Regions from separate parts of the Homo sapiens genome. Here all the other regions are linked to region 3. Evidence: read pairs that join two places in POLR2A ChIA-PET (ENCODE). Cell type or tissue: MCF 10A. All regions are shown on one strand.

What was found. ChIA-PET counts read pairs that join two places held together with the same protein. Peaks named below come from ENCODE experiments on the same cell type or tissue, not always from the same donor. Only the 100,000 strongest peaks of a DNase experiment are listed, where the experiment ranks them.
Region 1: POLR2A ChIA-PET joins it to region 3 with 11 read pairs; 2 of 35 experiments call an interaction of 5 or more read pairs at or near these places.
Region 2: POLR2A ChIA-PET joins it to region 3 with 15 read pairs; 3 of 35 experiments call an interaction of 5 or more read pairs at or near these places.

What each region holds. Positions count from the first base shown.
Region 1 is chr9:108,053,929-108,061,928 of GRCh38, reverse strand. All of the region lies in intron 4 of LOC105376214 (a long non-coding RNA gene), which reads left to right. Among named protein-coding and RNA genes, the nearest start is that of KLF4, 570 kb to the right of the region's middle. In MCF 10A, no CTCF peak of the experiment used is centred here; DNase peaks (open chromatin) are centred at 4,368, 4,978 and 5,648.
Region 2 is chr9:108,437,278-108,445,277 of GRCh38, reverse strand. LOC105376214 (a long non-coding RNA gene) reads left to right here and starts at 501. Exons shown (of 6, transcript XR_007061722.1): 1 at 501-825. In MCF 10A, no CTCF peak of the experiment used is centred here; a DNase peak (open chromatin) is centred at 477.
Region 3 is chr9:108,547,140-108,555,139 of GRCh38, reverse strand. No RefSeq gene overlaps it. Among named protein-coding and RNA genes, the nearest start is that of ACTL7B, 300 kb to the left of the region's middle. RefSeq lists an enhancer at 3,390-3,891. In MCF 10A, no CTCF peak of the experiment used is centred here; DNase peaks (open chromatin) are centred at 2,289, 3,569, 4,769 and 5,729.

The DNA.
Region 1 (8,000 bases), 490 kb after region 3:
CATTTTTTAAAGGTATTGAACTGTTTAAGCTCTTTACCTATTATTCATACCAATCCTCTGCAGTCTATGTAACAAATATTTGCCCCCAGTACATCTCTTACCTTTAAGCTTTACTTAGGTTAACTTTGTCCAATCAGAATTTTTAAAATTTAAATTGTTATAGCTATGTTTTTTCCTTTTAACTTTTTTCTATGTGTATAATTTCAGGCGTACCTACCCCATGAATACATATTTTTACAATATCACTATAATGAGCTTTTTTCATATTTGGGGTTTTAATTCATCTGAATTTATTTTTAAATAATATAAAGTTCTGTAGATAGTTAATGAATAGACAATTGCTGATTTGAATGCCCCTTTTACTATATACTAAATTCATACTAAATTATACAACTGAACCCATGCCTGGGTTCCCTCTTCTTTATCATTGAGTTATATAGATATTCTTACATCAATACCAAAACCTTTTAATTATGTAATTTAATTTCATAGATAAGTTAATGTATTTAATTTATATATATTTACTAATATATATTTAATTTTATATAACTTAATTATATAATTTTAATTTAATAGAATATATGATACATTATATAATATTCTATGTGTATCACATACTATATGTTTTATATATAAGTTACATACACGCACATGCATTCAAATTTGGAGGCACAGAGAAAGGGCTATGGGATTTCAGAGACAAAAACATCTATTTATAATTTGGGAAATCAGAAAACAATTTAATGTGGAGGTGGCATTTGAGCTGTAGCTTGAGAGAGGATTTGGCCATGAAGGAACCAATGAAAAGGCATTCCAAGAAAAAGGAATTGCTTTAGCAACATGACAGAGACAGGAAAACACAGGTTAGGACCCTGTCCACCACCAACCCATAAAGGCAAGTGTTACAGCTTGGTTGGATTATAAGAAATGTTAAGAAAGGAGAGATGTTAGAAATTAAATTTGAGAGAGTCAGACTGCGTCAGGATCATAGGTGCTCTGAGTGCCAGGCTAGGAAGAATAAACAATCTTGATTCTGAGGCAATAGGAGTCCTACAGAGTTTAGCAGTGGCATGACTTTACCTGTATTTTGGGAAGATGATGGCGGCAAGTAGATTTAAGGGAAGCAAGGATGGCAACAGGAGAACAATCAAGTCGCTGCTGCAGGGTTTTAGGCAGAAGACGAAGAAGCCTAAAGAAGTGGCAAAGAAAAGTTTCCCCATGATTTTTGTCAGCATTTTCTATTTCTTCCTAATACACTGCACTAAAAAAAAAAATGGATTGAAGGTTGCAAGGCCAAAAGCCTTGTATTTAGGCAACAAACCTAACAGAAAAGCTGACTTTCCCACCCCCGCCACCCCGCCCCCCGAGAGCCTCCAAGGCACTTAAAGTATTAAAGTTTGTGTATTCTGGCTATATCTGAGTAGCCCTGTAACAGATGGATCTTTTAGGAGAGCAGCTCTGGCCAGGGACTTCCGTCTTATGCAGAGCTTCTCAACCTCAGGATGACTGACCTTTGGGGCCAGATAGTTCTTTGTTGTGGGGACTTTTCTATGCATTGATGTTTAGTAGCATTCCTGGCCTCTATCCACTAGACGTCAGTAGCACACCCCAGTCAGGTGACAAACAAAAATGTCTCTAGATGTTGCCAAGTTTCCCCCGATAACCTCTTGTTCAGTGGGCCCTAGAGCCAAAGCCTCTCTCCTACTGGATTAGTAGTAGGGCTATACAATTAGAGGGGCTGAAGTGATGGAATGTGCTTGGATTTTGGTGTTGGGGACCAACCCATTCCCACTACTTAATAGGTATAGATCCTTGGACAAGTCACATATAAGTTAACAAGCTTTAGTCTCATCACCAAGAAGATGAAGACAATAATAACTATTTCACAGGATTGTTTAGAAGAGTAGATGAGATGACGTGTGTATGAAGGGATAAGTGCAGTGATTTGCACACTGTAGCTGCTCAATATATATGTGTTAATTCAGATGCGTTTTCCTTAGCTCTTTGGTGTGGCTTTTTTCTTGACACAAAGGGAGACTCTTCTCTTTGCCGTAAAATGCTTTAAAATGCCCACCTTTTAGTCCAACGTAAATCCCAGGCTTCAGAATCTTGTTCATGGGAGACACATGCAGAACGTTGAGCTGATTATCAATAATCCCCAGTACGAGGTCCATCTCCAGTCAACAGGGGACAGCTGGTCCTAGGTTTGGTTGCATTCAGCCTCTGAACTGGTTGTTCTGGGTATTGCCATAGCCACCTAGAATAAACACTCCCCATGGGGCTGCAGTGGCAGTTCCCATTTACATCAGTCTCTGAAGCTTTAAGAATGAGAACTTGAAGAGCTGAAAATAGTAGGTCTTCATCCTGCTCATGAAGATTCCAGATGGTAATGTCTTCTGAACTTTTTAATAACTGACTCTTCTTCCTTTTCTCTCCCTTCTGATTCTTTTTTTTTTTTTTTTTTATTTGAGGCAGAGTCTCACTCTGTCAGCCAGGTTGGAGTGTAGTGGACGATGTTGGCTCACTGAAACCCCCACCTCCCAGGTTCAAGTGATTCTCATGTGTCAGCCACCTAAGTAGCTGGGACCACAGGCATGAGCCACCACGCCCAGCTAACTTTTTGTATTTTTAGTAGAGATCGGGTTTCACCATGTTGACCAGGCTGGTCTTGAACTCCTGACCTCAGGCGATCCACCTGCCTCGGCCTCCCAGAGTGCTGGGATTATAGGTGTGAGCTACTGCGCCCAGCCTGACTCTTCTCTTTTTACCGAGAGTTGATTTTTGATTTTTTTCTCCTTAAACTTTACCTCTTCCCCTAATACTCTAACTTGTATTTTTATTTTTTATAGATTCCAATCCTGCTCTCTTTGCCCCCGTGCCTTAGCTCTTCTCCTTATCGTTATCTGCTGTACTTCTCAATGTCTTTCTCTTAACTTCTCCTTATGTATCTAGTATTTATTTACTTAAAAATTATGCTCCCTAATTCATAATTTTCAAAGCAGAAGACTTAAACATTAATTTTTAAATTTTAATCACCTTTTAATGATATTTAATTTTTTTTAATTTTCTGGATCCAACACCTAAGTAGATAAATTTCTAGCATTCTGCCACATTTTCCCAACTTCAATTCTTTCCCTTACCACTCTCTAAAGGAAATCTGTTGGAATTGTTTTAAGTTTTTCTTAGCAGCTGATTTAGACAGAGCTGGGGGATTAACGTGAAAGTATGTGAAAAATACTGTGTATTTAGATAGCACAGTTGTTTCAAGAATCTCTGGAGAGCTTGGTTACTCTTAACAAGAATAGAAATGGAATCATTAACCCTCACCTCAGCTAAATTCCTGCTAAAAGAGAAACAGTTAACACACCCCAAAACAAATACCTCTTCTTTCCACTTCCTCATTCTCTTTGCTCCCTCTGAAGCAAACATTTCGGGACCCTTTGTCCCTTTGACAATTGTCCTGCTGCTGCTGGTGGGGTGGTGTTGGAAACGGAGGATCGATCATTATTTTGGACAGAAAACCACCTTTTGCACACAGTAGGCACTCATTATGGCATTGACTGGATGCCACAATGCAGTTGCCCCATAGCTGGGGGTGGAATTTGTAACAACACCCTGTGATTTCATCCTTAGTACCTTGTATAACATGTATACACACACCAAATAAACACAACACAGAAGGACTTCAAAGACGCACCGGCTTTGCTGTTTTCATACCTTGATCAAACAAGGATAAAAAATCATCCAGGGCAATGGTTTAGTAAAGTTTGCTCTGGAAAGTGCCCACCAGTTTCTTAGGAAATTTTACTGGTCTGGGCGAAGCCCAGGACTTGGGAATTTTCATGGAGGCACCCCCAAACCTTATAGGAGAAGAAATCCAATACACAGTCAACTGAACAGGCGCATGTAGATAAATGCCTACTCAGTTTCTGCAACTCAGGCTAGATCCCTTCATTTGTGAGGACTTCCTTATTGCCCAGAGGAGATCGGCTTGCTTCCTTCTCTTTGATCTCACAGCACTTGGTGTGCATCTTATTTATTGCTTTTCATATGCTACATTGCAATGATGCCTTCTCTCATCTCTCCCAGTTACTTGAGGGCAGAGACAAAACACTTCCTTCTTTTCTGTATCTATACACAGTTTAGCATAGAGCCAGGCCCAGGCAAAGACTGATATACGAATACCCCTGGGAGAGCCAAATTCCATCCACTGTCTGTTTTTGTCAATAAAGTTTTGTAGGAACACAGCCATACTCACTGGTTGATATACTGTCTATAGCCGCTTTCAGGCTACAATGGCAAAGTTGGGTAGTTGCTACACAGCCTGTATTGCCTCAAACCGAAATGATTCACTCTCTGGCACTTTACAGAAAAGGCTGGCCAATCCCTGCACAAGCACACACAGCCAGTTTGAAAGAGTCAACCAAAATGTTGCCTCAGGAATGTTAACAAGAACTAGGGAGGCCAGAGTATCATTGAAACAAGAGTCTATTCTGTCTTCTCTCGTAAAGACTTTATCTTTTGCTTTAAAGCCTGCAACTCACCTCACTATTTTTTTTTCTGCATTTGGTTTTTGTCATTGTTTTTCTCCCATTTGGGGGTGTTTCTTTAATATATATTTTTTATTTTCAGTAATGGAATGTGATTCATCCATTAAATATTATCTTTCTGAAGCATGTTATATATCATAGTAAGTAATACTAATAACATCAAGTGCAAATTCACATACAGTCTAATCCCAGCCAAAGTTTTTAAAAGGCAGTGTTCAGGGAGAAGGAAGAAACATACAACAATAACATGAATAATTGCTTCTAGCTATCTAGGCTTGGGCGAGTTTTATTCATTTTTTTATACTTTCTTATATTTACAATAATAATGAATCTAATCTGCCAAGCATCTCTGATAAAAGCAGTTCTGATTTCAGTGCTCCTGTTATTACACAGACACTGTCTCTACTAGGGCATCTCACATTGCTAAATGTTAGACTCACTCATAAATCCTACCTATGATTCATCTCTATCACATCTGTGAAACTGCTTTGGATAAAAGTCATTGTGTAAATGGAAAACATTATCTTTTTTTTTTTTTTTTTGCAATCTTGTAACAAAATTTAAAAATCAGGTTATCCTCTAAGTCTAATTTGCGATTTTAATTCTACTTATTAGGTTGATTCATAAAGATGGATTTCACTGTTTCAGCTGCTTTCTTTAATTAGCTCCTTTCTAATGCAGACATCTAAATTCTGCCAGAGGGTAAAAGAGAAAGTAGCATATACGGTTTCGGTGTGGTGGAAAGACATAGTGGCACAATGCCTTCGAAGGTGGGCTCCACCTTTGCTGCCTCCTAGATGTGACCTTGGGTCAGTCATTTCAGCTTTCAGAGACTCCGTTTCCTCATCTGCAAAATGGGATTACTAATAACCTACTGGGTTACTGGAAGAATTAAAGAAAGCAGTTTTACATAAGTGCTGGATTAAGAGGTTTTTTTATCAAAAAAGAATGCCTTTAAAACTAGTGAAAGTGTTTGCTATAGAAGGAAATGCAATGTGCTTCCAGTGGAAGAACCCAGAAGGAAATGATACTTCCTGTCTCTCTGAGTCAGAAGCAGGAAGAATCTTCCTTCACATGATCTTCTATTATATACTGTAATTTATTTGAAAGAACACGGAAAGATGAGTCAGGGAACCCAGGTCCAGCTTTACCTCTAATTTGCTGTGCAATCTTAAGTAAATCATATTCCCTCTCTGGGCCTGTTTGCTCATTTGTAACATGAGGGCTGTAATTTCTAATATGAAAATTCCATGGATTCAAAAGATTGCAGAAGTGTGTCATATTGACTAAATAAACCAATGAAGTTTTTTTTTTTAAAGTCACTTTGAAAAGGAAAACATTCAACACAGGTATAGTGTTTTACAGCTTACCACATACTTTCATGATCCTCAGAATAGCCCTGGGAGCTCAGAAAGACAAGTATTATGATCTCACGCAACAGAGAAGGAAAACAGGGCCATGATCAGATAGCTAGCAAGTGATTGAACCTGCATATGTACCCAGGGCTGCCTGAAACCAAACTTTGCAAACTTTCTAGTCTACCAGGAAGAATACATTTCAATGTTCTGGTTGTTTACCTTGAACACCTTAAGTTTCCAGTGAATCTCTAATTAAATTACCCATATATTTTCTGTTTGATTATAGGTCTTCCTTGCTCTGCTGTAAGATTTACCAGCATGGGAAATTCATTTGCACAGGGCCATCTTTACAGTGTTCACGGTCTAGATTTTCATTGAAGGAGAGTCCCCAGTTGGGAAACACTCCTACAGAGGGAAGCCAGTAACATCAGGAGAAGGCAAGCTCGGAGTTTTCTAAGAAGCTCCGTTGCGGCCAAGCCTTTTCATTTCATGACCTCAGCCGAAAGCTGGAGGAAAACAACCCCAAACACAGCTCAAACTGGGTCTGCACACAGGAAGGCAATTGCTCTAGTAGGAGGTAAAACCGGACTGGTACTTTAGGTGCAGGGTAACTGGGACAAATCACATACATCCTTGGAGTGTACGTGTCTTTGTGGGCAAATGTGTAGGGTAAAATGCCTAACAAATTTACTGTTTTCAACTTAATAGGCTCAGGTGTCCTCTCCTCTAGGAAATCTTCCCTGGTTCCCCCACACAGGATCACAAATCATCCCCTTTGCTCCCAAGTCAAAGCGTTTGTCTTTTGTAGTATCTACTTATCACATGTAAGATTATTATTCTATGTTTACTTATCTATCTTTCCCAGTTGACTGTGAGCTTCTTGAAGATAACAATGACATGATTTTTTTCTGTATATATGTAAATATTTCTTATTTTTCTGTCTAAGCTATTCAAGTCTCCTAGAGTATTGAGACATTGTGTTTGCAATATTTTACTCTGGCAATATCTTCACAATGGCTCTAAGACTTTTCAGGCCCTCCCTTCAACCCTGTGTTTCTCTGAGCCTCCATCCTCTTGCCTCAGTACTCATTTCACCTTAGCCACGCTGGATTTCTTGTTGCTGTTTTGACACACAGCACATTCCTGACTTGCCCCTTTGAGGCATACTGTCCCTCACTCTTCCTGGATGCCCCCTAGAAACCTCTAGGCTGACCTCATCACCTCCTCCATGCCTTGCTTGGATCTCCCAATCTTGATGAAGCCCAACATCTCCACCCATTTTGTTGTGTTTCCTGCCTCCCCAGGTAGCCCTTGGCACTCCTAACACTCCTTCCCATGCTTAGCTTTCTTCTTTTCCATAGCACAGTCCATGTTAACCTATGATGTATCATTGTGGCTTTTATTTTGTGTCTGTATCTCCTTCTAGAATGTGACCTTCATGAGAAAAGGGAATCTTTGTCTTGCCTGCTGGAACAAAATACATCCCTAGAAAAGTGTCAGGCACATAGTAAATGCTCACACAGAGTTTTGCACTGATTTAAATCTACTGATTTTTTTTTTCTACTTGAGCTATTTAAGTCCCCCATGAGAATCAGGCTGAGCTCTTCCAATATTTTGGACCTAAACATTCCAGCTGATCACTCTCTCTCTCCTGGTCTTTGTGCAGACATGACCTTAATGATGTCGAGCCCCATGGCAAAGCTTTGCCCACAGGAAGCGAAGAGCCCCTTAATAAAGCAGATTTCCTTTTGCTATTCAACAGCAAGGGCTTTGGGCTGTTTAAAAAAAAAAATTGTGTTTCTCCTTATCAAATAGTTCCAAAACTGAATTTTCGAAATGGGTGAAGACCTCCTAGACACCCTGAAGATGGGATGAACTCCCCTTATTTGTCAGAGAGTGCTGGGCTGGAGCAGGGACCCCTTTCTGTGTGCTCGTCTTCCTCATTTCCATTGTCTTTCCACCTCTACGAGTCGTTAACTGTATTAATCACAACTAAAACAAAGCTAATAATTGCTTCTTGGAACGTTGTGTAACACCATGGAACGCTGCCACGGGCCTCTGAGAATCGGCCTCTAACTGCTCGGAGTGATTT
Region 2 (8,000 bases), 110 kb after region 3:
GAAGGGCAATTTTACATTCTCTCTATCCCATTACTATCTTCCAAAACACAATTATATGTCAATTGCATGACTCAGAACCTCTTCTGCCCAAGTAATAAATCATAAGTGTAATGGGTAAAAAGAATTTGTCATTGTTCAGTGTGTATACAGAGTTATGTGGCATATAACCTCAGATTTCTTTCAGATCATATATAAATACATAATAAAATAATAATGCTCATTAGTCAACACCAAATATAAGTTCCAGATGTCTGAACATCAAAGTATTTATAGGCCTATAGGAATAGCCTTGAGACAGGAACAGTTCTTCAAAAATGGTACTGGAAGAAAGCAGGCTACAAAAACCTCCCAAATTCCCTGAAACAAAAGCTATTCTTGTTTATACATAAATTATGAATGACTTTTTAAGGGCTGACTCATTGGCCAGTGCATGTGCCTACAAATCCGGTTTCTCAAGAGGATGGGAGCTGACTGGACTAACAGGAATTCTACAACAAATCATATTTTCCCTGCTTGTCTCTAAAGCAAGTCATTTTGTCCGGAGGTTCAGCCACCTCTCTTGTCAAGGCACAGCAGGGGCTGTTGCTTGCCTGGGAACCCTGCCAAAGCTGTAACAGCACTCAATTCACCTAGCAGGGGCCACCTGCTTCAGGGGCATTGTGGACCAGTCCTCTGGACACTAGTTTTTGGAAGAAGGGACTTGACAGCCCCGGTGAGTGGTGAGATTGAGTGGCACCAGGTGGACTGCTTGCCTGAGGCCGCTCACCCCATGCAACTGCAATTCCCAAGCCTTTTCCCTGGATGTCAGCCTCTATCCACAGCGAGGTAGGTGTGGGAGAACCACCCTGGAGGCTCCTAATCCCAACTGTGCCATGTATTCACTGCCTGGCTTTAAACAAATTAGCTTACGTTTCTCTTAAATTTTCTCATCCATAAAATGTAGTGCCATACAGAATAACTTTTCAGGTCCTGTCCAGCTTTGATAAGTTTTCCTTTACACAAAAGGACATAAATGTACATATTACTTAGTTCATCCATGTGCTGTAGGAGACCTTGATCACCAATATTGCTAATAAGTGGCTTAGTCATGACTCAAAATAAAATTCATGGCAAATACAGATCTTCCAAGACTAGAAGCGTTTCTCTTTTGCAAGGAGGAGCAGGGGCAGGACACAACAGTTCTTTCTGAGGGTTTAATATGAAAAGTTAGAGCCCAGACAAGTTGTTTGCAACATGAAAAAAAAATCCTATTATCCTTCTCTGTCTCATATCTTCCTCCTACAGGCAGGAGGGAAAAAGTGAAAGCACTTTTTAAACATAGTGATTCAAACCTTCCAGTGACTGATAGTGTATGAATGTCAAGAATTTTGAACATGAGTTATCCGTCCCAATTTTTCTATCCCAAATGCTTTTTGTTGGTTTTTCTAACCAGGGGAGAATGCTCCTCGGAAGGAAGTATTTCATTTTTGAAGTGTTAAATGGGGAAGTTTGTATTTGAATCTGAGCTCCATTGGAGCTCTTTGGAAAGCTGTTTTAAGTGGAGATAACCACACCTCTTTCCCTCCTTTTTCTCGGAGGGAATATGCTTTTATTGGCACACTTGTCTACGTGCAGAATCCTGAATTTCTTCTGATAAAAGTTTGATGAATACAAGGTGGTAATAGTGCTCAGTTATCACTTTTCATTAATCAATAAAGACTGCAAACTTCTACAGTCAACATGGAATAAAGTCAACACGAAATGGAGATTACTTAAACCTTGAAGCTCCAACGTTGCACAATTAACAATAAATCCATTATTACTTGATGCATTTGCTGAAACAAAAAACACATGTGACTGGAAATTCAAAAACTGAACAGGCATTGGCAAATGTTTTCCAAATATAATACACTATCCTGACAGCTAATGCATCAACAGTGTTTACTTCAGCAAATGTTTCTAATTTGCAGGGGGAAAAAACAAGTGTCTTATAATAATCTTTAACATTTGAATACGTGTATGTTGCTTTACAGTTTACAAAGCACTTTCAATGTATACATCCCCTCAACTGATCCTTAAAATCACCCTGGGAGGTAGACAGGACACGTATTTTATTATCTTCCAACAATTTTTAGTTCCCCCAACTTGTCATGGTGTTCTTTGTCTCTGTGGTTTCACACGTGCGTTTCTTGAGTCCTGGAATGCCCTCTTTCCCCTCCCCTGCCCCATTTTTCATCTAGTTAATTCCCAGTCAACTTTAAAAATCAACACAACCACTGCCTCCTTTCAAATCCTGTGGAAGTCTCCAGGCTGATGTAGACATCTCCCTTCTGTGTTGCTCCAATACCTTATGTGTGGCTGTGATCACATTTTGCTGTAATCTGTTCGCTTTTCTGTCTCTCTTACTAGACTGTGCACTAACTTGATTGCATGGCGCTTGTTTTATTTACTTGACATCTGTAGCACCTACCACTATCCCTGTTGTAAGTAAGGACTCAGTAAATGTCTGGTGAAAGAATAAATGAAGTCCATTTATGAGATGAGACTGAAGTTCACAAATGTAGGTGTCTTGTTCAAGGTCACACACTTAGTGAAGGACAGGGACTGAACTTTAACCTGTACTGCTGGTTTTCCAGTCCAGTAGTCTTTTCCTCGATATCACCCTGTGTTTGCTCTGCTTATTTCTATTGAAACTTATGAAATATTCATGGATATAACGTAATAGCATTTTGAGGATATTTCTGCAGCATATATAAGAAGTCATTGGGAAGAAATTTTTGCTAACTTCTTATCTTAGTTCTTTATTCATTTATTATTTTTTACTCAGTTCCTATTTTCTTCTATCAAGGATTTGAGGCAGCTTAAAATAACGTTAACATAAAACAAGGATAAAAGATAAAGAGCCAGAAAAAAGAGAAAGTAAGGTGGGAAGTTTTCGTATCAGAAATTCTAGGCAATGAGAAAGACTGCAGTTGAGCTTAAAACTTGTCCTTGAGCATCCTGAGATCCCAGTAGAAAAGAGAAACACAATGTGCTGTATTGCTGTTATTACATATAGAAAGAGAACACTCCAGAAGACTTTTTTCCCTCATAACATTAAGGGAAATTAACTCTATGGATATTTATATGACTCCATGAGAAACACAGTGGAAAATGCCTTCACCTGCAGCTCACACAAGAGGAATTCCTTCAACAAACATTTTAAAAAATCTCCTATAAGTTGGACACTGTATTAAGGATTAGGACAAAGATGAGTAAGATAAGACCCTACTTTCAAGAGACTTCACAATCTGCTAGCAGAGAAAAGCAGTACACAACTAACTAAATGGGCAGAAGCCTTCTTAACAGATGTTTGTTGTAGTTACCCTAATAATAACTGGAGGCATAGAGATCCCTTGAAGACATCTCTATGAGGAAGTGAAATGCAGAATATGTATGTAGGTTGCATTTTGAGATTAATACTTCCTGCTCAGTCCTTATTTTTTAAAAATCACATAGATCAACAAATATTTATGCATATTATAATGCTTAATAATGAAGGGATTCATGTCCTATTAATTTCTGTTTGAATTTCTCTTAATTCTTTCATTTAAAATCTGTGCACATTGTGTAATTGCTGTTCATAATAAGAATATGTGTGCTTTAAAAGCTTATAAATATTATCCATACGTGGAGACATCTTTTCCAACTATAGACCATTAGGAAGTAAACCTAATAATAAATTGTCTGGCCTTAGAAAACATGGTTAGAGTGAAAAGTCCACATTTTGTTCCTGTAATTTGTAACGCACTCAGAAAATACCAAAGCTGGCTCAGAACCAGCTGACGAGCCCTCCAGCACTGGATTCATAATGGGGAGCCTATTTTTCTTTTATTACTGGTAACTGGAAAAGCCTAGCAACTATTTTCCATTGACATTCCCTCCAGGATGGAGAGCTTGTTTTTCCTAGATTTTTGTGTATTTTTAGGCAGTCATCTTGGGCAGTCTGGCTTTGTATCAAAAGTGTTATTAATTGAAGAGTTTCTCCTTTGGGCTATTGGGTAGAAAAATACAGTCTCTGTATCTTCATGTCTATTTTGGGGGTCATGGCTTGTTCCAGTTCCCCATCTTTTTGCAAAGCGGCTGTTCTTTCATCTTATCCCTGTAGTGTGCCTGGAGAAAGAAAGAAACAGAATCCCAGAGCTATGATCACCCTTCTAAAAGTCTTACTTGGAAGTGGCAAAAGTGGCAACTTTGGGCCTCTGAATTCCTTTTCTAGAATTTATGGAAAATAGAAAAAATCGTTGATGGAAAAGCAGAAGGTTGATTAGTAGGCAAAGAAGGATGGTGGTCTCCACCTTCAGGATGACCACTGTATGCAGCTTTTGGGAGATTTTAATTATACTTGACTTGATCTCTGCCTGGAGTTCTCCATTGCATAGTTCTCCTCTTCTTACAAGCAAAACATGCTTGCACTTAGTTTGGGTTCAAAAAACATTTTTACAAGTCCTTTGTCCTATGCATGGGTTTTCCTCCTTTTGCTTGGTACTATAAAGCAAAGCAAGCTTAGTTATCAAGGAGAGATGGGTTTGATACTTTATCGTTTAAAAACATCATTTAGCAATTTGGAAAGTACTGGGCTAGCACCTAGGCCTCTCACTTATGTCTCACATGAACACCCTGGGAAGTGAACTAACGGATTGATAGCCTGTAGGTCACTTGTGTTATGGTAGGCATGTTAATACATTATTTCATTTAGTTCTCTTGACCAAAGTGCAAGAAGAAAATGATTACTTCATTTTCTAGTAACAGATTTTAGAAGTCAGCTAACTTGTGAAGGTCACACTGTTGGTAGTAGGGAAGCAAGGGATGGTCTGAAGTTGGTATAACTCCAAAGCCTGGTACTCCATCCTATTTACCAGCACACCATAACATATTTCAGAGAGTAAGGGATAGTGACATAATCCCTTAATAGTTTTTCCTGAAAGGATTCTTTTCACAGCTTAGGATTATCATCAGTTGAACAGAGTTTCAGGCTATAGCCCGGCATGCATCTTCTGAGGAAAACAGTGATTCACCCAGTTATATTATTCAGGGAGACTAAGAATATGAGGCATGAGTGGACGTGAAATTCCTTTTCAATGAAGCCAGAGATGTCAGAGGAAAAAGTTGTTAATGACATTTCATAATACTTTATACACAGTGTACTTATCTGATTTTAAAGTTCTCTTGTCCTAGTTAAGAAGACAAAATAAGGGGTGTGATGCCCACATAGTTTCACTTGAAAAAGAGACACATAATGAAGTCAAACCTTTGAGGAATTCACTGATATGGCTTGTTGGGAGTGGCCGCTTTTCAGTTGAGGACATCATGATTCAAGTGGGGAGTTTAGAGGCCAAGATCTGGGCTTCTGAGAGTTTAACTGTTGCGCTCTGTAGAAAGTTATTTTGCTAAAAAGGCTTATTTCCTTTCATTGATAATAAAAATATTGTTAAACTCTAGTCATAAGTAAAAATTCTAGGGCATCCTGAATTATCAGTCAGCATGTATGTATCCTAGGGTTTTGTTCAAAATATTAAATATCTGCTTTGGCGTGGCCACTGACCATTAGCGTGGACTCAGGCTTTGGAGTTGGGGCTGAGTTGGGGAGGACCCTTTCCCTGTACAGCTTTAACCCTTTAGGAGCTTGACTATGGGAAGTTCTGGGGGGTCCCAAGGAAGGGACCAAGGTGTCCAGAATAGCAGAAAGGATCTATGGGACAATTTATCAACTGAAAAAAAGGTTCAACATTTTAACAATGGCTACTGTCTCACTAGCGTGTATGAGATGAATATCAGATCTGTGTACATCACAAGCAATGTAATATAGTAATAAATTCCTACATACACCAGCCACTATGGGGCTAAACAAGAGAGACCTTGAAACCAATGTGAAACTCCTTTTATGGAGTATTTTCTAGAAATATTAACATCTAACACTGGAAAGATAATATAATTGAATAATTAGGAATAAAGGCTCTGGGGTTAGGCTGCTTGCGTCTATTAATTTCCTGTGGCTCCTGTAACAAATTATCACAAACTTAGTGGCTCAAAACAACACAACACACAATTATTCTCTCACGGCTCTGGAGGTGAGAAGTTTCAAATCATGATGTTGTCAGGGCTGCATTCCTTCTATTGGCTTCATGGCAGAATCAATCTCTCTTGCCTTTTCGGCTTCTAGAGACCATCTGCATTCATTCCTTGACTCAGGTACCCTTGCTTCTATCACTCAACTTCTTGCTTCTGACATCACTTCTCATATTACTGACTCTGACTTTCTTGTTTCTCTTATAAGGACCCTTGTGATTACATTGGATCCACCTAAATAATCCAAGGTACTCTTCCCATCTCAGGATCCATAATTTAGTCACATCAGCAAAGTTACTCTTGCCATAAAAGATAACATATTCATAGATTCTGGGGACTCAGTCATAGGTATCTTTGGGAGCCCATTATTCTGTCTACCAAAATGGATTCCCACCCTGGCTTTGTCACTTTTTAGCTTTGTGATCTAGTGAGTAGCTATAAGGCAAGTTACTCATTCTCTCTGTGCCTCAGTTTTCTCATCTGAAAAATGGGAATAATAGTAGTACTTCATATTCATAGGGCGAAGATGGAGTGAATTAGTACAGGGGAAGGGCTTGGAACCATTCCTAGCCTCTAGCGTGTGTGCAGTGAGAGACATCTGTTGTATCAACGGGACTGTATCCATGCTCTTGGGGTATGTCTACTACCCCAGCAAACTCTCTTCAGCTCTCTGCAGCTGAGCACACAGCCGATGTCCTTGTCAGGCCAACTTAGGGAGACGGCGCCTTTTGGTGCTTCATGATTCTGTTGCAGTCCAATGATATGCCTGGTTTCCTATCCCTGCAATCATTCCTGGACTATAGTTGGGGAGCTTCTTGAGTTCCCCTTGTAGTTTCAACCTTGATTCAACCTCTGGGACAAGAAGAGGAAGGATAGACAATGTTTAAGAAATTGTAGGTCTAGATTCCAGAACTCACTGTGAAGCCATGCCCAAGTTCTATCAATTTCTTCTTTCAGTGATCATCGTTGTAAGAATCTTCCAAAATGGAGTTCCATCCTGTTCCCTGCCATCTTCCTAGCACAGGGTTCATGATCAGATTGCTGTTTCCTGTCCCCACCCTAATATTGCCATCTTCTAGTCTTTCTGCTTCCAGGGCCCCTGTGGGTTTTCCTTAGTGTTGATCCCCTGCATGAGATTGTTACATCCTCCAAAGCCTGGAGCAGCCCACCCCTAGCCTCTGCCTCCCCTCTGGAAGAGATTTCAAAGCACTGCCTTCATATCAAATGAGGGGAATAAAAACTGTTCCTTTTTATAGAATAAATTGGATTTGGACTTTCAGGCATCTATTGTCTGAGGGTTGACATGAAAGAAGAAAGTGGCATGTGTGTCTGCGGGTGGAACAGATGGCTCCTTCCAACTTGGGAAAAATCTATGAATTCATTGGAAACACTCTAAAGAAAGTTAGAAGACATTCTCCTGGCATAACTGCCTATAGGGAAACTGTGTTTCTCCAGAGTATTATAACAATTTATTTTATTTCTTTAGTGTTCATGGTTGCCTTTTTTACATCCCTATTTGTAGGAATATCTGACCTGTAAAACCATAGAAAAATGTATTCTCCAACACTAAAAATCAATCTATTGAAACCACTGATTGTCCCCACTCCCCATACCACCTTTAAAAAAATTCCAGTTTGTGGCTTCACTTTGGTAACTTATGTTGCTTCTAAACTAGGTTGTACTATTTTGAAAAACAAAAAAGTATTTTACCCAGACCTATTTTCCTTGTCAACTGCTTTGCCACAAAAGACTAAATTTATCTCTGAAATTATAAGTAGACCTTAGTTATAGACAAGTTTTACTGGCTACCTTAAAAGAGGCATGGCTATTTTAATGAGTAGAATAATCTGAAAGTTTTTTTTTTTTTTATTTTGTAGCCCTCTTTTCAAATAATTAAAAAATCTTTCATTAAA
Region 3 (8,000 bases):
AAGCTCTGCCCATGAGCTCTTGATCCCCCAAAGACCATCACATCAGAGTGCACTATTTCACCATTATTTCACAAAGCACTGGTTATTATTCATCGTGCATAACATCATAGTCTATTTCAAGATGACTTAAACATAGCCAAGCTCATCTTAACCACAGCTTAAATATAGAATCTTCCAGATTTTTTAGGTCTTTACTACCAATCTCCTGTGAAAAAATTCTGTAAAACATACACACACACACACACCCCTTTTCCCAAGAATAAGCAGTAGTATACAATCACAGGCAAGAGCGAAACCATATATGGAAAAGAAATGTTTTCTTCAAAGAAGCTACAAAGTCTGCAAACACATAGCTATGCTTAAACAAATATCTAACTTATATACCAAAGAGAATTCTCTACTTTTTAGTATAAACATCTACATTCAGATTAATGGGGACTTTATTTTACCTCAAATATAATGGCAGGGTATAATGCTTTACATCGGGTTAATTAAAAGGCCCATTAGATTTATTTTTCAAAAACTTTTGGGACAGTGTGACCTAAAGGTAAATTCAACCCTTTAGTTCCTAGAAGATAAAAACTACCAGCAACTTTCATATGATTTCATTTTTCAGCTTTAGGACTCATTAAAAAAAATCTTAGCATCTAGTTCAGCAAGAGCATTCTATTACATTAGAGCAGATGTTGGCAAACATTTTCTGCAAAAGGTGAGATAGTAAATATTTTAGGCTTTGCAGGTCGTATGGTATCTGTTACCACTATTCAACCCTGTCACCGTGGTGTGAAAGTGGCCACAGATAATATGTAAATGAATGAGAATGGCTGTATTCTAATAAAACTTTATGAACACAAATATGAATTTCATGTAATTTCCACATGTTACAAAATATATGACTATTCTTTAAATTTTCCCAATCATTTAAAATGTATAAATTAGCCAGGTGTGGTGGCATGTGCCTGAGGCTGAGGCGGGAGGATGACTTGTGCTCAGGAGTTTGAGACCAGCCTGGGCAACATAGCAAGATCTCATCTTTTAAAACAAATTTTGTTTTAAAGTAAAAATGTAAAAGCAAGTCTTAACACATGGGTCATGCATAAATAGATGGCAGGTCAGGTTTGGCCCTCAGGCTTTAGTTGCCGGCCCCTGCCCTGGGGCCCTGAATTACCTTATAAACTATATATTCACATTAAATTTTATGGGAAGTATTAAATAGAGGAAAATGCAGAACTAATAAACCCACTTTGGAAGAATCTCTCCCTTTTTAGACGTTGTGTGTGAATCCAAACACATCCTCTGCTAAGAGCATCCTGGAATCTTTTGAGAATTCAGTGTGTTTCACTTCGATAAAAGTGACTTCCTACACGGTAAAATTAAAAAAAAAAAAGATCTTGGAAGGCTCCTGGCTATCCAAACTAAAATGTGAAAGATAATTTTGATGAACTAGGCAGAAATAAACCAGAAGCATATGGTTTAAATTGTACTTAACAGAGACATGTGTTTCCATCTGGCCATTCTGGGGAATGTGACCAGTTGTCCTAATGGTTAGTGAGCACTCCTGGGGCTGGCTGACAGAAACCTCAATGAATGGGTGCAGGTGCGTGCAAAGGGACATTCTGAATATGGATACCCATGTGTGTGCACGTGTGTACACATCATGCTGAGACAACTAACACTTGCTAATCATTTGCCTGGGGGTAAATAGTCTTCTTTTACTTCCACCTGTCAAAGCCTATTTCTTCATCAAGGTTTCAATCAAATGTGTCCACTGAGAAAGCAGCCCCAACCTCCACCCTCTCTTCCTCCTTTCCCATTTCCCTGTTAGAATTAGCACTTCCTTTTTTTCACTCCTAAAAGTCCAACTTGGCTTATAGTTGTCTCTCACAAGATTGTGTGCTCTTGAGGTAAGAATTGTTTGTTTGTTTTTCTCTTTATATTCTTTTTGCCTTGTTTAGTACTTAGTACCAGGTAGGTGCTAAAAGCAATGTACTGAATGTGGCAAAACAACCAAATTGTTCTGGTAACAGTGACTAAGTGATAAGGGTTTAATTTTAAACACCTCACCTGTGTCCAAGAAGGCTCTTTTTTAAACATTTGCATGTCTCCCTGATTGAGATGAGGGTCCCTTATATTTAGAAAGGCTCTTCCTTTCCATTCCTGGGCTTGAAGAGAACGCTGGTTTCTGGTTGTGCTAACTGTTCTTCCCTTTAGTAGACAGTCAACAGCCTTGCGTTTTTAGCAGTAACTCATAGACACGCCTACGTACCTGCTTAGCTTGACATATGACTCACTGGGGCTTGGGCCAACATGTTGTCAGGCTAAGGGCCTGTTTTTGTGAACGTGGACTTGGATGTGGGGTGGGAGATGAGGAGGCAGACTTTTGACGTTGCCTGGCTGGGTGAACTTGGGGCAAGACCCTGAATCAGGTACCATCAGAGGTCATCTAGTCCAGCTGCTTCACTGTTCAAATGGGAAGGCCAAGGCCCATAGGGGAAGTACCTGGCTCAAATCCATGTGGCTTATTACTGTCAGAGCTGGCTTCCAACTAACCCTTTTGTTCCCAGTCTAAGGTTCTTTAAAATTACCTAATTAATTAATTAACTAACCAAACATTACTGAGGTCTGCCATTCATCAGGACTTCTCCCAGGTGCTGGGGGACGTAGTATGACTCAGGCATCCTCCCTGTCCTCTCGATCCTGCAGTGCAGTGGAGGCAGAGTGTAGCAAGAAGGGTGCAAACTTGGGCTTCATGTAGATTTGGGTGGGAGTCTCTCTTCTGCCTTTTTCTCACTGTGGGAATGAGAAAAATGAAATGCACATGTTGGCCCTTAAAGCTGTTGCGAAGCTTTAATGAGATAATTCACATAGAACCCTTCACATATTCCTTGGCATATAGTAAATGCTCAATAATAGGTAGCTATTAGTATTATAATGGAGACACTCAGCCCTCGGACCAATCAACTGCCTCAGTTACCTTATTTGAAAAGCGTAGGAAGGCATGTAAAATATTTGCAGAAAATTTGACCTCAAAAAAAGAATACAAGGTTAGCTCGCTTGCCTCAGATAGGGTAGACTGTAATCTGTATACAAAAAAGAAAGGTAATCTGCTTTTTTTTTTCCTCAAAACTGGGAGAGGAAAAGAGAGAATGTGATGATCAGATGAAAAAGAATTTCATTTGTGAGGTGAGAGCTGCATGCATGTTAGGCTATATGCAACTCCTGCCACATTCGCTTCAGACTTTTCAGAGAGAGCCATCATTTCTTTCATAAATAGAAGCCACCTTCCCATTACCCAGTTGACTATGGACCCAGCCCTGCCCTGATTTGGCCACCTCTGGGGCTCCCCCGGAGCCAGGCACAGGCTCTAGGCTGCGTCTCTGACTGGCTGGCATAAGCGGGTCACTGCCTTCAAGGCACTTTTCCGTTTTCATTTATGGACAGAGTCCCATGGGGTGCAAGTCACCCTGGTTTCATGCAGTGTTGCAATCGAAACTATTGAATCTCAAAATGGAATATAATTAAGGCTGGGTTAATAAAGCGTGTTCCACTTGTAGCCAGCAAAGGGTGTCATGTTTCTCCTTGCAGCTTTAGGCAAGGAAACTTAATCTCCAGCTTTGTCAGGGCAGACTGAATCAGAGATGTGTCATCGAGCGGAAAGCTTCTTTTACTTCTTGCAGTCACTACATGGCCAGCCTCATCTCTGTGGATTTATACTGAGCACACAGAATCCAGCCCGTGGCAAGGGCCCCAAGGAAAGGCCAACGCTGCAATATCTTTGAAGACTAATCTGCCTCTGTGTAGGAGGAATTAGGGGACGTTTGCTCTATGCTGGGTCCTGAAACTGATCCTGGAGATAGTACCCCTCAAGTATAGGAGTTGTCAAGGGCACAGGGATGGATGGCTGTGAGCAAAAATGGGATATGGTGTTTTAGACAGTAGGGCTTGAGAGCAGCATGAAGGCTTCGCAGCCTTTGTCTTGCCTTCCTTGCTGCTTTGTGTCCTTTTTCTTTCTTCTTTTCTTCTAGCAACATTGTACTACTCATCCTTCAGCACTCAACATGGCAAGCTTCCCTGACACTCCCAAGCAGAGACTACTGATGCTCATTAAGACCCTCTTAGCACTGAAGCCCACTGTATTATCAATATTGAACATGAATAGCCATTTATTTTGCTTATGATAATCTTTGCTGGGCTCTTTGCCGGGCATTTATATGTTATCTAATCCCATCACCTTGGCGTCCCCTTTAGTATGGACAAGCAAACTGAAGCTCAAAGAGGATGAGTACATTTCCTAGGGACACATAGTGAATTTACTCATCCAACGGATATTTATTCAACTCCTGCTACATGCCAGGTACTGTTTTAGACCCTGGAGATACATCCCTGAACAGACAAAGATGTCTGTCCTCATATAATTTTTATTCTTGTGTGTGTGTGTGTGTGTGTGTGCACGTGCGTGCGTGCATGCATGTATATGTGTATAAACAATAAAGAGGTAAAATATGTAGAATGTTAGAAGGAGATAAGTACTATGAAAAAAATGCAAATGTAAGGCTGAGCTGGAATTTGAACCCAGGTCTGCTTTACACCTAGCGTGCTCCTCACCACTCAGTTATATTGCCTGTGGTTCTCAGATCTTCTTGTAATTATCTATTGACTTGCCAGCCTCTGCCTCCTAAATTGTAAATTTATCTGGGGCAGGGCCTTTCCTATTAATCAGTTGTCCATCCTGGCATGAAGCTCAGTGGCTGGCACAGAGTCAGCATCCAGTGAATGCTTGTCCAGCATGTGAACAAATGAGTGGCCGTATGATGACACAAGAACTTGCTGAAAAGCAGTAATTTCCCAGGAGGCTGGCCAGTCCTGGAGGCCTGACTCTGCCGCAAATGTGTCCTGTTACCTCAGGCAAGTGTTGGAGCCCATAAAATTTGCAGAATGGGAAAAAATAATGACTGTTTTTGACTTCGTTGTAGCTTGGTCATGAAGATTAATGAGACAGTGCTCAGAGACATCCGCTTCTTTAAGGACAGGGACTTGTGTTATTCCCAGGGGTGTGCTCACTGTTCAGAAGGCCAGCAAGGATCTGCCATGGTGTTTTCAGGAGGGATTGGTCCTATAGAAATGAGTTTTGTTTTACTAAAAAGTTTCAAAGAAGATTTTATGAGCTGCCTCTTCTAGGCTGTGGGCCTGTGCAGAGGTTTGCTACCATTTGGAGCAAACGTGAAAACACATTTTTCCCCCCTTTGCCAAAGTGGGCTCTAATTCAGCTCAAAATTAAGTTTTCGTGAATGTTTCTTTCCCATTGTAGAAGTAACAAATGCTGCATGTGGGTTTTTTTTTTTGTTTTTTTTTTTGTTTTTGTTGTGTTTTTTTGAGTGAAATCTCATGCTTGGCTCTACAAGGGCAGCTCCTGGATTGCTTGTCGGCCAGTTGGCAAATATAAGTCATTAAGAAAAGTGGTGCTGGATCTGTGGTCCCTAGGAGAAAAGGGCTCTTCCACTGGACACTGGGAACAGGAAATGGGAAACCCCAGGGATGTCCGAAAAGCATGCAAACTAAACTGGATGCGTAAAGTTTTGTTTAGTTCTCTTTTGTTGCTGACGACTCAGCACCAAACCTGTTCAGTCACTCCTACACTCAGAATGCAGGAGGGAGGCCCTCTCGGGATTTTCCTGTTCACCTGATACTTTGTCTTTAAGGATAATGAACTTGGTTAACTAACAGCCCTGCCAAGATTTTACTTGACATTGGCAAATAGGTCAGCACTGTAGCATTTGCATGATATGGACAGTGAGCATTCTCAAGAGTAGAGAGCTGTTTCCTGGTTGGGAAAATCCCCTATTATTACTCAGCAAAGGTAATAATAGTGTGGATTTCTCTAGTGTCTTTTTTCCTGAGAGTTCAGAGGTCTTTCCTGCTTTATCTTGGTCATCTTCATAGCTCTCTTGTGAAGGTGGAAGCAATTGTTGTCATCTCTACTTTGCGGAAAGGAAAGCTGAGGCATAGTTTGTTGAATTGTCCCACTTCATGTTGATCTTGCTTGGCTGAAGTTCAAGTCTCCTGCCTGCAACAACAGTCAATCGATTTAGGTCTAGATACTAAAGCTCTATTATCTACCAGGCAGGTTCATGCTGGGAGATATATATTTGATAGCTTATTTATTTCACCAAATAAATAATCTGATAAGATAAGCATTCTTATTGCCATTTGCTAGTTTAAATAGGTTGTCCAAGTTGGCGAGTAACTTGCCTCGCCAGTACTTATATGCTGTTGGATGCAAATCCAATGTCTTTGTCTGCATCAAGATGCCTCCCTTGTGCCTACAGAAAGATAGAGTTGCCTCTGGCTCCATTAGACCTATATTGTGCCCAGGCCTGGGGTGAGATGTGGGATGCCTCAGATGGCTAATTTGGCATCTGTTCTTATCAATGTTTTAAAGATATTTGCTCAATATTTATTTTAGTGAAGGAGGAGAGAAGCCGATTCTCTATTATACTGAATTTATTTCACTCTATGTTAACATTGTAAACACAGAATTTGCCAGGGTGCAGGGATGCATGTCTGTAGTCTCAGCTACTCAAGAGGCTGAGGTGGGAGGATCTCATAAGCCCAGGAGACAGAGGTTGCCGTGAGCCAAGATTGTGCCACTGCACTCCAGTCTGGGTGATAGACCCTGTATCAGTAATAATCATTAAAAAATAATAAAACAAGGAATTCATTATATGCATTGCCTCTAATATAATATTTCAGTGTATTTGAAATAGCCATCTAGGTCCTAGTTTTTCCATCACTATATATGGATAGCATAAGTCACTAAAACTCAGAAGGATGAAGGTAACTTCCAATAATATAGTTGCACAATCTCATTCAGAAGAGCTTTAAAATTTGCTATTCCTGGTTTACCTTTTACCAAAAATGTCTCACTTTTCTGTTTTTCACTCTCTTAAGCTTTTTTGGTTTGATTTTCTGATCCAGACAACTTCTTGGGAAGCCTGTTAATGGAATTAAATTTTAAGTAGTACACAAAATCACCCATTGCCAATAAACAGCATGACCCTAGGTATGATTTGGTTTCAGATTTTCTGCTAGCTTCCAGGGAAAATCAGTTGACTGGTCTTTGGATAGGTGGGTAGGCCACGATTGTACTGAGCAATGTCCATAATGAAACTAACCTCATTATTAACAGGGTGATCCCAGTGAGTCGCGATTGTAAAATTTCCACTTGAGGGTGCTCTCTGTTTTACCAGTTCTATACATGGAAATCTGAGTTTACTACCGACCTTATTACTGATTCCCATGATGTTTCAAAATTTGTGGTAGAGACTTCAGTTATGCATATTCTCATATTCTCTCCTTTGGAGCATCTAGAAGGGCCTCACATGCCAGTCTTCTTGCAGTTCAAGAAGTAGGTCCTGCTTCTTGAGTAGGTCCATCCAATGGGCTGTGGGTGGAAGTGATGTTTGTCATTTTGGGCCAAGATATTTAGAAGTGAGGGTGAGTTTCCTCTTCTTTCTCTTCCTTTGTCATGGTGAGCATTGAAGCCATGTGTTAGGATGGTGGTGTCACAACATCATGGCTCTTCCCCCTGCTAGGCTGGGTCCTTGCATAACCAGATGGAGCCCTCTCCTGACCTGCATGAGATATGTGTTATGATCAAGAAAGAAATTTTTGTAGTATTAAGTCCTTGAGATTTGGGGGACCTATTTGGCATCCTAATACAGCTAGTGTCCTGGGCAGCTACTTGGGTTTCTCTAACTTTATCTTATATTCCTTTAGTGTCTTAATCTCTTATTCCTCTGTTCTTTATTTATTAACCCGTGGTGCTTCATGGACAGTCTAGGTTTGACTGAGTTCTTACTGAGCTCTCCACAGGGGGATGCCTCTTGAACTCAGGGTGGATGAATGCTGATGATAGTCCATACAGTACTCATTTTCCTCATTGATCTTTCCACTTTGGGCTTTCCACATAAGAGGCAGAAGTGGGATGTGAAGATTAAAAA